Regions from separate parts of the Homo sapiens genome. Here region 2 is linked to region 1. Evidence: read pairs that join two places in POLR2A ChIA-PET (ENCODE). Cell type or tissue: Caco-2. All regions are shown on one strand. Links, peaks and the distances in the headings refer to the core of each region. The heading gives the core; the rest is flanking DNA. Region 1 holds the start of LOC100630923 (LOC100289561-PRKRIP1 readthrough). Region 2 overlaps SH2B2 (SH2B adaptor protein 2).

Evidence for each region. Peaks named below come from ENCODE experiments on the same cell type or tissue, not always from the same donor. Only the 100,000 strongest peaks of a DNase experiment are listed, where the experiment ranks them.
Region 2: POLR2A ChIA-PET joins it to region 1 with 7 read pairs; 8 of 35 experiments call an interaction of 5 or more read pairs at or near these places.

The regions. Positions count from the first base shown.
Region 1 is chr7:102,362,546-102,365,448 of GRCh38, forward strand. LOC100630923 (LOC100289561-PRKRIP1 readthrough) reads left to right here and starts at 1,316. Exons shown (of 9, transcript NR_038967.1): 1 at 1,316-1,866. It also overlaps the pseudogene LOC100289561. RefSeq lists enhancers at 1,010-1,329, 1,850-2,099 and a silencer at 1,410-1,629. In Caco-2, for the core only: no CTCF peak of the experiment used is centred there; DNase peaks (open chromatin) are centred at 1,226 and 1,796; H3K4me3 peaks cover 1,221 bases.
Region 2 is chr7:102,311,064-102,313,966 of GRCh38, forward strand. The region is part of intron 4 of SH2B2 (SH2B adaptor protein 2); the gene reads left to right. Among named protein-coding and RNA genes, the nearest start is that of MIR4285, 19 kb to the left of the region's middle. In Caco-2, for the core only: no CTCF peak of the experiment used is centred there; a DNase peak (open chromatin) is centred at 1,453.

The DNA.
Region 1 (2,903 bases), core at 133-2,632:
CCTGGCCTCAAGGGATCCTCCCAGCTCACCCTCCCAAAATGCTGGGATTACAGGCATGAGCCACTGCAATGGCCCATTTCTTTATGTAGTCTTCCAGCTGTTCAGCCAACACTTAACTCTGAACCAACTGCCAATCTTTCAATCTACTAGTGACCTGAAAGCCTTTCCTGGCTGACCCAACATATACTTCCCATGTATTGATTTATGTCTTTGCCTGTAACTACTGTCTCCCTAAGATGCATAAAACCAAGCTGTAACCCAACCACTTTGGGCTCACGTTTTCAGGACCCCCTGAGGTTGTGTCACCAGCCATGGTCACTCAAATAGGAGGCCCAGAATAAAACTCTTTACAGACTTTGACTCTTTTTGGTCAACATAACCTAACCCTAAACATAATCCTCCTGGGGAAGGTAAGATCACAGGTATCTCTTCTTCATTCAATTTGTGTGTGTATGTCCTTATTTCTCTACAGTTTTTAGGCATTCACTGTGTGATCTAGAAAAGCTATGGAGTCTCGCTTTGTCGCCAGGATGGAGTGCAGTGGCGTGATCTCGGCTCACTGCAACCTCCACCTCCCAAGTTCAAGTGATTCTCCTGCCTCAGCCTCCCGAGTAGCTGGGATTACAGGCACGCGCCACCACGCCCAGCTAATTTTTGTATTTTTAGTAGAGACAGGGTTTCATCATGTTGGCCAGGATGATCTCTATCTCTTGACCTTGCGATCTGCCCGCCTCGGCCTCCCAAAGTGCTGGGATTACAGGCTTGAGCCACCGCGCCCAGCTACAAATTCTATTTTCTTTTTGTTCCTTGGAAAGCATCGCTGGGCATTTATCCTGTCCCAGTATTTGAGTGAAACTTCTCAGCATTTCAGAGCAGTGACCATGATACACCCTTTCCTTTCCTTCTCCTTATGGGAAACTTGGTTCTAACCCAGAGGACTTGGGCTCCAGGACCCAGTAACGCAGCCCTGGACTTGACCCTAAAAGGGAGTAAAGACAAAGGTGAAGTTCAGTCCGGGGTTCAGGGTTGCCAAAGCTCATAGCCTGGAGCTTCTTCACCTTTAGGCGGGGTAGAGACATTTAAAATGGCCCCTAAACTTGGAGGGCGCGTAAAGCTCATAGGCTGGAGCTTCTTAACCTTTAGGCAGGGTAGAGACATTTAAGACGGCCCCTAAACTTGGGGAGCGCATAGGCTCATGGGAAATAGAGTCCGTTACTTGTCCTGGGACCGGTGGTGGGTGTCCCGGGAGGCGGACTTCCGGTGCACTCCTGCGCGTGTGCACCTCTCCCTGCGTGCGTGTTCGCGCGTGCGTGCTTGCACATGCGCGCCACCTCCGCACTGCCCTGGCTTCCTGCGCCTCTTCAGGTCATCGCTTGCTCTCGTTCCCAGGCTTTGGCCTCTAGTGGACGAGAATCACCGAGTCTGCGGGGCTGGACGCTGACTGCCCGGGCCAGCACCTAGGCGGGCGGGAGCTGTGCGGCCCAGGGTTCACGCGGGCCGGGTAGAGGCTCGAGCCGGGACCCCCGAGCGTGAACCCCGGAGCCGGCGGCGCTGGGGCCAGAGGGGCCGGGCGGGAGGTGGTGGCGGAGGCGAAGGGGCGACGGGACCTGGGCCTGGCCCGTGTGTGTCCTCGGCGGCCTGGCGCCGGCCGTCGCTGTACGGTGAGCCCCAGGGAGGCGGATCTGGGCCCCGAGAAGGACCCCCGCCTGGATTTGCCCCGTAGGCCCGGCCCGGGCCCCTCGGGAGCAGAACAGCTTTGGTGAGGTGGACAGGAGGTGACCTCGCGAGCAGACGCGCGCGCCAGCGACAGCAGCCCGCCCCGGCCTCTCGGGAGCCGTGGGGCAGAGGCTGCGGAGCCCCAGGAGGGTAAGTCTTGGGTTTTTGGGCCCGGAGCGAGAAGGGCCTGGGTGAAGTCACCGTGTGTTGGGGACCTTAGAGTGTGGGGCAGAGGGAGGGTCCCGATTGCTTGCCGGAGAGACATGTGTTGGGTTTGAGGGCAGGGTCTGGCTGCACCGAACAGGCGCTGCATGGGAAGATCTGGGAGGACGAGGCTTACGGAGGCGTGGAGGGTGTCACCACCCTCAGCTGCGGACGTCGTCTCCACTCCCCGCTAACCCCTAACAGTCCTTCCTCCTCCTCTCCGTGCTCCAGATTTGGACCGCCTTTAAACGTCCGTCAGCACTTCTATTCTCTCACTTAAGTGTCTGCTGATCCCCCCCTTAGATCTGCCCTGGGAGAATCGTAGTAATGCAGGAACAGTCTGCAGGGATTCTCTCCTGCTGCCTCAGTTGCTAGGGGAAGAGACTGGGCCTTAGCAGGTGGGTGACTTGACCAGGTCACCGGCTTTGTGGGTAGAGCTGCTCATAGTAGAACCCAGGAGACTTATCTCCCAGGCCAGTGTTCTTTCTCCCGTATCCTAGTTTTCTTAATAGAAGATTATTAGGTGCAGCAATAACCAAGTTCAGTTAGATAATTTAGAAACAAAACCATATTTTATACACATTCATTTCATTTCTGAGAGCTCACATACTCAATTCCTATGGCTTATTTTATTTTAAGCAGTTTAGAGAGACAATAAGAAAATGCGGGCGGGATGCAGTGGCTCACACCTGTAATCCGAGCACTTTGCGGGGCTAGGGCAAGAGTATCCCTTGAGACCAGGAGTTAGAGACCAGCCTAGACAACATGGGGAGACCCTGACTACAAAAAATACAAAAGTCGCCAGGCATGCTGGGATGCATCTGTGGTCCCAGCTACTCAGGAGGCTGAAGTGGGAGGATGGATGGAGCCCAGGAGGTCGAGGCTGCAGAGAGCCGTGAATGCACCACTGCACTCCAGCCTGGGTGGCAGATTGAGACCCTGTCTCAACAAACAAACCACAAAAAACATGAGCCGTATAATGG
Region 2 (2,903 bases), core at 213-2,712, 51 kb before region 1:
ATACAAATTTATTTATTTATTTTTATTTTATTATTTTATTTTTTAGAGGTAAGGTCTTGCTCTGTCACCCAGGCTGGAGTACAGTGGTGCAATCAAGCTCACTGCAGCCTCGACCTCCTGGGCTCGACTGATCTGCCTGCCTCAGCCTCCCAAGTAACTGGGACTGTAGGCACATGCCACGATGACTGGCTTAATTTTTTTTTTTTTTTGAGATGGAGTCTCGCTCCATCATCCAGGCTGGAATGTAATGGCACAATCTCAGCTCACTGCAACCTCCACCTCGCAGGTTCAAGCAATTCTCCTGCCTCAGCCTCCCAAGTAGCTGAGATTATAGGCACCTGCCAACAAGCCCAGCTAATTTTTATATTTTTAGCAGAGACGGGGTTTCCCCATGGTGGTCAGGCTCGTCTCGAACTCTTGACCTCAGGTGATCTGACAACCTCATCATCCCAAAGTGCTGGGATTACAGGCGTGAGCCACTGCAACTGGCCTTTTTTTTTTTTTTTTTTTTTTTAGAGACGGGATCGGGATCGTGCTATGTTGTCCAGGCTGGTCTTGAATTCCTGGGTTCAAGAGACCCGCCTGCCTCGGCCTCCCAAAGCACTGGGATTACAGGCATGAGCCACAGTGCTTAGCTGCACAAGGCAGATTAATAGGAGAAAAAGCATGTAAATTTATTTAACGTGTATACATAGGAGCCTTCAGAATGAAGACTCAAAGATACAGGGGAGGGCTGGGCGTGGTGGTGCACGCCTGTAATCCCAGCACTTTGGGAGGCTGAGGCAGGCACATCACCTGAGGTCAGGAGTTCGAGACCAGCCTGGCCAACATGGGGAAACCCCATCTCTACTAAAAATGCAAAAATTAGCTGGAGGTGGAGGCGGGCCCGCTGTGATCCCAGCTACTCAGGAGGCTGAGACAGGAGAATTGCTTGAACCTGGGAGGCGGAGGTTGCAGTGAGCTGAGATTGCACCACTGAACTCCACTGGGTGACAGAGTGAGACTCAGTCTCAAAAAAAAAAAAAAAATCCCAGGCATGGTGGCTCATGCCTGTAATCCCAGTACTTTGGGAGGCCGAGGCAGGCGGATCACGAGGTCAGGAGTTTGAGACCAGCTTGGCCAACATGGTGAAACCTCATCTCTACTAAAAATACAAAAATTAGCTGGGCCTGGTGGTGGCATGCACCTGTAATCCCAGCTACTTGGGAGGCTGAGGCAGGAGAATCACTTGAACCTGGGAGGCAGAGGTTGCAGTGAGCCGAGATCACACCACTGCACTCCAGCCTGGGCAACAGAGGGAGACTCTGTCTCAAAAAAAGGATACAGGGAAATGGTCCATTTTTATGCTTAGGTTCAGCAAAGTATGGACAGCAGTGTAGAAAGAGGATTGGATACAAAGGGTAGGATCTAAAGGGAATAGACTGAGCAGGGGACCCAGCCAGGCCTGTCTGTCCAGATTCTTCTTGGCCTCTCTGAGTAGCATTCCTTCCTTCTGGGTGTGGGACAGAACCCTATCTTGAATGGGGGTCTTATGACCTACAGTCAAACCAGGCAGATTGGGTAATTTCTTTCTTTCTTTTTTTCTTTCTTTCTTGCTTTCCTTTCCTTCTTCCGTTTCTTTCTTTCCTTTTGTTTTTACTTTTTTTTTCTGCTCCGTTGCCCAAGCAGGAGGGCAGTGGGGCATGATCACAGCTCACTGCAGCCTCCAACTCCTGGACTCCATTGACCCTCCTGCCTCACCACCACGCCCAGCTAATTTTCTTTTATTAAGATGAGATTCTCAGGGCCGGGCGCGGTGGCTCATGCCTGTAATCCCAACACTTTGGAAGGCCAAGGTGGGCGGATCACCTGAGGTTGGGAGTTTGAGATCAGCCTGGCCAACATGGAGAAACCCCATCTCTACTAAAAATACAAAATCAGCCGGGCGTGGTGGTACATGCCTGTAATATCAGCTACTCGGGAGGCTGAGGCAGGAGAATTGCTTGAACCCCCGGGAGGCAGAGGTTGCAGTGAGCCAGGATTGCGTCATTGCACTCCAGCCTGGGCAACAAGAGCAAAACTCTGTCTAAAAAAAAAAAAAAAAAAAAAGACGTGTTCTTGCGGCCAGGTGCAGTGGCTCACGCCTGTAATCCCCACACTCTGGGAGGCCAAGGCGGGCAGATCACCAGTTTGAGACCAGCGTGGCCAACATGGTGAAACCCCATCTCTGCAAAAAATACAAAAAAAAAAAAAAAATTAGCTGGGCATGGTGGCGCATGCTTGTGATCCCAGCTACTCAGGAGGCTGAGGCAGGGGAATCACTTGAACCCGGGAGGCAGAAGTTGCGGTGAGCTGAGATCGTGCCACTGCACTCCAGCCTGGGTGACAGAGCAAGACTCCCATCTCAAAACAAACAAACAAACAAAAAAGATGGGGGTCTCGCTATGTTGCCCGAGCTGATCTCAAACTCCTGACCTCAAGTGATCCTCCCACCTCAGCCTCCCAGAATGCTAGGATTACAAACATGAGCCACTGTGCCTGGCTGGATAATTTCTTTATGACAAGTTTTTACATAGAATATTTTTAGGTTGGCCGGGCGCAGTGGCTCACGCCTGTAATCCCAGCATTTTTGGAGGACGAGGCAGGCAGATCACGAGGTCAGTTTGAGACCAGCCTGGCCAACACAGTGAAACCTCATCTCTACTAAAAATACAAAAAAATTAGCCGGGCATGGTGGCAGATGCCTGTAATCCCAGCTACTCAGGAGGCTGAGGCAGGAGAATCGCTTGAACCCAGGAGGCAGAGGCAAAGTGAGCCGAGATCGCGCCACTGCACTCCAGCCCTGGCAACAGAGTGAGACTCCGTCTCAAAAAAAAAAAAAGAATATTTTTAGGTTTTATGACTACGTTTTGGGAAAAGGGGTT